Linked DNA regions of Homo sapiens: all the other regions are linked to region 2. Evidence: read pairs that join two places in POLR2A ChIA-PET (ENCODE). Cell type or tissue: CD4-positive, alpha-beta T cell. All regions are shown on one strand.

Region 1 (2,500 bases), 240 kb before region 2:
CCTTGTAGAACTGCACGGGCGACGCGCTGCTGCCGTCCGCCGTGGCCACCACGATGTTGCCGCCGCCGGTGAAGGCGATGTCGGCCAGGGCCACGCGGCCGCGCAGCCGGCACAGGCTCTCGGTGGACGTCAGCACCTGCCCGCTGGGCTTCAGCAGGGACACGGTGACCAGGCCGCTGACCGTCACCGCGATCCAGCCCTCCATGGGCTTGCCGCCGAACAGCGTGAGCGACGGTGAGAACTTGACTCGGGAGAACTTCTCCCCGAAGCTGGAGGCGCCCGACTGTGGAGAAGGGAGGGAGGGAGGAGGGGCCGCTCAGGCTCATGGGGGCTGCCCCATGACCCCCAGAAACACGCGCACAGAAGAACCACGCAGAAGCCAGGAGTGTGTGCACCTGGGTTCAGATCCTGACTCGGCCACCTGAGCCGTGTGGGATGTGATCCCCTCTGACCCTCCGTCTCCTCATCTGTAAGGTGGAAGGAACGGCACCTTTGCTTTAGAGGACAGTGGGGAGGATTAAACGGGTGAACGTGTGCGCAACGGGAGTCACCTCCCCTTTCTGTAAAGGGACAGACAGCAGCATGCTCGGTTCTGGGAGCCAGGTGGTCCCTGTTGCAACGACTTGGCTCTGGCTCTGCCGTGGCGGCACACAGGCAGCTGGTGCCAATGAGCCACACTCACAAACCCAGGCGGGGGCCGTCAGGCCCTGGGCCGCACTGTGCAGACCTGAGCTATAGCACTCAGGAAGTGCTGTGTAAGCACCAGCGGCTGCTGCGGGCACTATTTGATTTCAAATCAAATTTGTCAAGTCATTATTGACATACGGAAACATCCACCCTTCTTTCAACGTGAGTCTTTTAAAAGATGGGGTCTTGGCTGCGCACGGTGGCTCTCGCCTATAATCCCAGCACTTTGGGGGGCTGAGGCAGGTGGATCCCCTGAGGTCAGCAGTTCAAGACCAGCCTGGCCAACACAGTAAAAGCCTGTTGCTAATAAAAAATACAAAAAAATTAGCCGGGCATGGTAGCGGGTGCCTATAATCCCAGCTACTCAGGAGGCTGAGGCAGGAGAATTGCTGGAATCCAGGAGGTGGTGATTGCAGTGAGCCGAGATCACACCATTACACTCTGGCCTGGGCAACGAGAGCAAAACTTTGTCTCAAAAACAAAAAAAAAAAGAACAAGAAAAATGTCTCTACGTTGTGAAAAAATGCGAGGAAGAGAAGTGTATCATACGTATCGTACGGCTCCATTCTAAGTTACAAGTTAAAAAAAAACACTTCTTATAGCAAGAAGCAGGTCCAGAAGTCCAGGAAGCAAGCCAGGCCTGGTGGTGAGGGGTTGCCATGGCGACGACTCATCTGGTGTCCACACCACACGTCTGTGTGGGTCGCAGGCTGGCATGTCTGAGACTATGTTAAAGGAGCACATGTGCCTTTTATTAATGTAATTAAAAAACAAAAATTTGGCCGGACGCGGTGGCTCACGCCTGTAATCTCAGCACTTTGGGAGGCCGAGGCGGGCAGATCTCAAGGTCAGGAGTTCGACACCATCCTGGCCAAGATAGTGAAACCCCGTCTCTACTAAAAATACAAAAATTAGCCGGGCGCGGTGGTGCGTGCCTGTAATTCCAGCTACTCGGGAGGCTGAGGCAGGAGAATCACTTGAACCTGGGAGGTGGAAGTTTCAGTGAGCCGAGATCGCACCACTGCACTCCAGCCCGGTTGACAGAACAAGACTCTGTCTCAAAAAAAATGTATTTGGTTATTTTAAAAAGCGAGGCTCTGACTCAGGCCACAGCGGGGATGCACCTTGAGGACATCACGCTCAGTAAGAGATGCCAGACACAGAAGGCTACGCAGTGTGTGATCCTGTTTCTATGAATGTCCAGGACAGGCAGATCCAGAGAGACAACTGGGTCTCGGGGGCTGGGGTGGGGGATGGATCAGGGTGATGCAGGATGGGGACTGGGTTTCCTTTTCGGGTGATGAGAAGGGACTGAAGCTGGGCACAGTGACTCACGCCTGTCATCCCAGCACTTTGGGAGGCCAAGACAGGCAGATCACCTGAGGTTAGGAGTTCGAGACCACCCTGACCAACATGGAGAAACCCGGTCCCTACTAAAAATACAAAAAAGCAGCCGGGCGTGGTGGCGGGCGCCTGTAATCCCAGCTATTCAGGAGGCTGAGGCAGTAGAATCGCTTGAGCCCGGGAGGGAGAGGCTGCAGTGAGCCGAGATCGCGCCACTACACTCCAGCCTGGGCAACAGAGCAAGACCCTGTCTCAAAAAACAAACAAACAAACAAAAAAGATAAAGGTCTGGCCGGGCTCGTTGGCTCACACCTCTAATCCCAGCACTTTGGGAGGCTGAGGCAGACGGATCACCTGAGGTGAGAAGTTCGAGACCAGCCTGGCCAACATGGTGAAACCCCGTCTCTACTAAAAAATTACAAAAATTAGCCAGGTGTGGTGGTGGGTGCCTGTAATCCCAGCTACTCAG
Region 2 (2,500 bases):
GGTGACAGAGCAAGTCCCTGTCACAAAAACAAATAAATAAAAGTGAAAGTCTAATAATGAGGGAGTGCTTGCAGCTTTCAGGCTTCAAGAACGCAGCCTCGAGGCCCCGCCCTGCTCCCCGTCCGGTCCTTCCCAGCACAGGACACCCCACCAGGTGCATGAGCCCTCGAAGCCTTCACTTCTAGCAGGTGCCCTCAGCGATTAGGGACAGAGGGAGACGGGGTTCCCAGGGCTGGCCCTGTTCACATGTGGGAAGCTGAACAGAGCCAGGCCAGCTCCCCCCACAGTGGCTCCGTCCTCTGCCCACATCTGGATTTGACTCCTAGCAGCCACCAGCTCACCTCAGAGACAGCCTAAGTCCCACCCGCGCCTGTGTGTCCCTCCACAGCCCCTCCAGGCCGGCCCAGGCTCCTGCATCCTTCACCACATGACCCACCCACCCTCCAGCCTCAGCTCAGCGGACCCAGTGCCTCCCCAGGGAACCGGGCCCCTCTGCAGTCTGTAGTGAGGGCAAGCACCAAGGCCCCTCAAGGGTGACACTTGCATCCCTCCCCGCCAGCCCCCAGTTCTGGGGCCCCAGGGAGGGCCGGGGCTGCCCGCTGTGGTTCTTGTCTCTGTAGCATTTCAGGAGCCCTGGGCTGAGGTGGGGAGCTGGGAGGACCTGGCTGGGAGGACCTGGCTCTGCCCGCTTCAAAAGCAGCAGACACAGCTCCTCCTGCCCTGGGCAGCCAACTCCAGACCTGACTCCAGAACTGACTCCAGACCTGATGTGCTGCCGCTGCCCTGTGCTCCAGGACCCATGGGGAGCCACAGAGCCACAGGGATTTGCCGGCCTGCGCCACCAGAGCCAGCCCTGACCAGGCCCACCCAGCCTCCGCTCCCTACAAGAGCCCCATAAGACACCCAGAGCCCCTCCACCTGAGGCTTCTCCAGAGGAAAGCCACAGCTCTGGGTCCTACCCCAGGGGCAGAAGGAGGGGGACGCAGCCCTCCCGACAGCCACTGCCACTGTCACTGAGGGCCCCCGTCCGGGCAGGGCTGAGCCCGACCCCCCCACTCCGCTCGGGTCCCCCAGCCTACGCACAGGGCGCCGCTCCCAGCCCGAAGTCTTAAATCTCTGCCTCGGAACCTTCCGGCAGATTCCCTCTCACTGCCAGAAGAGACGGACGGGGCGGGGTGGGGATTTTTTTAGATCCTGGCGGCCTCGGACTCTAGGATGAGATGCCGGCTGCTCCGGCAGGGGGCCCGGCCGTCCTGAATGGGGTCCCACCTCCCAGACCCCTGCCCCCGAGGGCCTCGCCCGCCCCGGGAAGGGAGTGTTACCTTGTTCAGAGCCTCAAACTGCAGCCACAGCTGCAGCTGGGACATGGTCCCGGCGCTCGGGGGGCCAGGGGTCCCCCAGGAAGCGCTGCCCGGGAGCGGCTCCCTCATGACCGCGGCAGCAGCCCCAGCATTGGGTCGGCCGGGGCGGACGGGGGCGGCTCTCCGCCCGGCTGCATTTGCATGTCGGTTTAGTCACCGCCGCCGGCGCCTACTTCCTCTAAGGCCGGGGCTGACTTTCAGGAAATGATGCCGGCCCCGTAAGTCAGGGCAATTACCGGCAGTGCGAGGAGAATTACTGTACGGGGCGGATCTCCCACAGGCGCTGTCAACACGCAACCCCACCCGTGCCCCGCCGCAGGACCAGCCCCCTTTGGGGCACCCGGCGGACGTGCAGAATGCCCAGGTGGGCATGGGCCTCGGTCTCCCCAGACTGCAGGGAGCTGGGTTCCGTTCCACGGGGACCAGCTGCTGTTCCTGGTGCCCCCAAACCACAGGCAGGGAAACTGCGGCCAAGACCGCCTCCCTTCACCCAGCACCCCACGCATGCCAAGCGCACCTCAGGCCCTGCTGCGCCCCCCTGGGGCTCTCCCCACCCCACCCCTGCAGGCTGAGGTCCCCGAGAAGCCCCTGCCGCCGAAGCAAAGTCCCCTCCCTGCTCTTTCCCTGCTGTCCGTGCCCAGGGGGTTCAGCGGGCCCCGTGGCCTCCCTTGATCTGGGGCTGGCGGAGGGAGAGCTGAGCCTGGGCCCCTCCTCTCCAGGCTCTGGCCAGACCCGGCCTCGGCCCCCTGGGCAGGAACAAGTGGTAGCGTCCTGGGAAAAGAACGTTCTCGCTTTGGTAGAAAACCAAGTGTCAATGATGCACTTGCTGGGGCAACCCCGGGCCGCGAGCCCGCCCGCGGCCACACTCTTGCCCGCACTGTGAGGACCCTGGCGCATCACAGGGGCCTAGACACCGCGGGGCAGACACCTGATGGGACCTCACATTGGGCCACAGGCGGTCATTCTCGGTGTCCTTGGAGGAGCTGGGGAGGCCCCAGGGCCAGAGGGGGTGGGAGGACGGCCGGGCTGTGGAGAGGACGGGCCCCATCTGCCTGTACTCAGCGACTGACGGGGCAGAGGCCGCATTGCCCACGAGACCGCGGCCGAGACCGCGCAGGTGGCCACGGCTCCTCCTCTGT
Region 3 (2,500 bases), 110 kb after region 2:
CTCAAATAAGAAAAATACAGTTTTAGCAGGTTTGTCCACTGAGGAGCCTGGGCTGGCCGGTGATGAAAGCGAACCAGAGGGGACCCTGCTCTCAGCCGGTTTATGACTGGCTCTGGACCAACCAATGTAGGATGGTCGAAGCAAGAGATGTAAAACCACCCAGGCCCAGTGGTTCATGCCTGTAATCTCAGCACTTTGGGAGACTGAAGTGGGAGAATCGCTTAAGCCCAGGAGTTTGAGACTAGCCTTGGCAACATAGTGAGACCCTGTCTCTACAAAAAATAAAAAGAAACTGACCAGGCGAGGCTGGGTGCGGTGGCTCACACCTGTAATCCTAGCACTTTGGAAGGCCGGGGTGGGAGGGTCTCTTGAGCCCAGGAGTTTGAGACCAGCCTGGGCAACATAGTGAAATCCCATACTACAAAAAATTAGCTGGTTGTAGTGGTGCACACCTGTAGTCCCAGCTACTCGGGAGGCTGAAGCAAGAGGACCGCTTCAGCCGGGGAAGTCAAGGCTGCAGTGAGCCAAGATCATGCCACTGCACTTCAGCCTGAGCAACAAGAGTGAGACCCTGTGCCAAAAAAACCCCTCAAAAAACCATGTTGGGAGGGCTGATCAGATTAGGGGAGGAAGGTCATTTGTGCAGGAAAAAAAGCAGTTCTAAGCCTCACTGGTTTCCAGTGGTGGCCAGATTTGAACTCAGCTTGCCTTTGGCCCTGACCCCAGCTCAACCCATGGGTGGTGGGTCAGAGGGAGGGCCTCTGTCCCCAGGCAGTGCTTTTGGGGGTTCCTCCAGCTTCTAGTCCTTTCTTGCGGCCCCTGTTTTGTTCTTCTCTAGCAGTTGCCCGCCATGTTGGGCCCAGGGCCAGTCCTGTGGGTCTGTTTGCACACTCAGGACACAGACTTGGATGTTTGTGGAGCTCCTGGTTCACAGGGGGCTCTGGACTTGACCAGGGGAGTCCCTGAGGCTGTGCAGCCCTTTGGGGTCTCACGCCTTCCCCCCGCCCCATTCCCCCAGTGAGCAGCGGTTCCATCGCAGTGAACGCCGACTCTTCGGTGCAGTTGTTGGCCGAAGAGGCCGTGACGCTGGACATGTTGGACCTGGGGGTGAGTGTCAGAGGGGACCTGAGGCTCAGCAGGTTGGAGCTGTCCAGGCTGCGGGGGAGGGAGCGCTGGGGGACCAGGAGCCGGGCTGGGGTCGCTGCTGGCCCCTCACCGCCCCTCAACCCCTTGCAGGCAGCCAAGGCAAACTTGGAGAAGGCCCAGGCGGAGCTGGTGGGGACAGCTGACGAGGCCACGCGGGCAGAGATCCAGATCCGAATCGAGGCCAACGAGGCCCTGGTGAAGGCCCTGGAGTAGGCGGTGCGTACCCGGTGTCCCGAGGCCCGGCCAGGGGCTGGGCAGGGATGCCAGGTGGGCCCAGCCAGCTCCTGGGGTCCCGGCCACCTGGGGAAGCCGCGCCTGCCAAGGAGGCCACCAGAGGGCAGTGCAGGCTTCTGCCTGGGCCCCAGGCCCTGCCTGTGTTGAAAGCTCTGGGGACTGGGCCAGGGAAGCTCCTCCTCAGCTTTGAGCTGTGGCTGCCACCCATGGGGCTCTCCTTCCGCCTCTCAAGATCCCCCCAGCCTGACGGGCCGCTTACCATCCCCTCTGCCCTGCAGAGCCAGCCGCCAAGGTTGACCTCAGCTTCGGAGCCACCTCTGGATGAACTGCCCCCAGCCCCCGCCCCATTAAAGACCCGGAAGCCTGACTGTGTGCTCGGCTCTTGTTCCTCCACCTGGCCCGGTGAAGCCGGGAGCGTCCTGGGCCCCTGCTCACGTCCTCCATGTCCCTTGCAAATAGGGCCTTTGAGCTCCCCTGGACTATGTCCCTTAGGGCACCTGGAGGTCCGTAGGAAGCAGGCTCGAGGGGGTGGGTGGGGTGCAGCCAGGCGGGCAGGCTGCTGACCTTCACCCTACAACGGTGGGGAGGGTGAAGGTCACCAGTGATGGGGACATCGGTCAGGGAGGGGTGTCCCTGCTGCTCCTGGCGCCTCTGCCGAGTTCCTGGTCTCCAGGCCTTGACCCTGAGCCCTGCTGGCCCTTGGCCCTGCCCACCAGCCTCTGGAAAGAGGCGGGCCCCACCCGCTCCCACGCTGGCCCCGCCCTGTGCCAGCCGGTCCTGTGGGTGGCCCTGCCTGGCCGGGTGCCGAATCTGCAGTGTTTTTGGCACCTCCGTGGGCACCTAGGCTTCTGGGTTGGCCCCAGATGGAGTGGGGTGGGCCCAGGAGGGGGCGGCTCCCTGGCACTGCCCCGTTGGGCCTGCCTCTTCTCCTTTCCATAACCCTGGGGGCGGGCAACACTGGCTCCAGCTGGTGTGTGGACGGCGGGGGCTGGGGTCTCCTGACCTCCTCCCTTCCTTGGGACAGGGCCCTGTGCAGTGGGGTAGGCAGGGAATTCCAGGGGGGTGAGTGGGGAGGGTGGGCCTGCCTGTGTCACTGGAGCTGGGATGGTGACAGAGAGGC

The links. Peaks named below come from ENCODE experiments on the same cell type or tissue, not always from the same donor. Only the 100,000 strongest peaks of a DNase experiment are listed, where the experiment ranks them.
Region 1: POLR2A ChIA-PET joins it to region 2 with 8 read pairs; 2 of 35 experiments call an interaction of 5 or more read pairs at or near these places.
Region 3: POLR2A ChIA-PET joins it to region 2 with 5 read pairs; 4 of 35 experiments call an interaction of 5 or more read pairs at or near these places.

The regions. Positions count from the first base shown.
Region 1 is chr19:885,919-888,418 of GRCh38, forward strand. MED16 (mediator complex subunit 16) reads right to left here. Exons shown (of 16, transcript NM_005481.3): 5 at 1-283. Among named protein-coding and RNA genes, the nearest start is that of MED16, 6.0 kb to the right of the region's middle. RefSeq lists an enhancer at 1-427. In CD4-positive, alpha-beta T cell, no CTCF peak of the experiment used is centred here; no DNase peak of the experiment used is centred here.
Region 2 is chr19:1,130,768-1,133,267 of GRCh38, forward strand. All of the region lies in intron 4 of SBNO2 (strawberry notch homolog 2), which reads right to left. Among named protein-coding and RNA genes, the nearest start is that of GPX4, 28 kb to the left of the region's middle. RefSeq lists enhancers at 264-928, 2,257-2,500. In CD4-positive, alpha-beta T cell, no CTCF peak of the experiment used is centred here; DNase peaks (open chromatin) are centred at 114, 1,094, 1,554, 2,264 and 1 weaker place; H3K4me3 peaks cover 2,500 bases; H3K27ac peaks cover 2,446 bases.
Region 3 is chr19:1,243,079-1,245,578 of GRCh38, forward strand. It overlaps ATP5F1D (ATP synthase F1 subunit delta), which reads left to right. Exons shown (of 4, transcript NM_001687.5): 3 at 1,019-1,107; 4 at 1,237-1,747. The coding sequence ends at 1,359. Among named protein-coding and RNA genes, the nearest start is that of ATP5F1D, 2.6 kb to the left of the region's middle. RefSeq lists a silencer at 1,250-1,409 and an enhancer at 1,610-1,769. In CD4-positive, alpha-beta T cell, a CTCF peak has its summit at 1,459 (motif pointing right); DNase peaks (open chromatin) are centred at 1,513 and 2,323.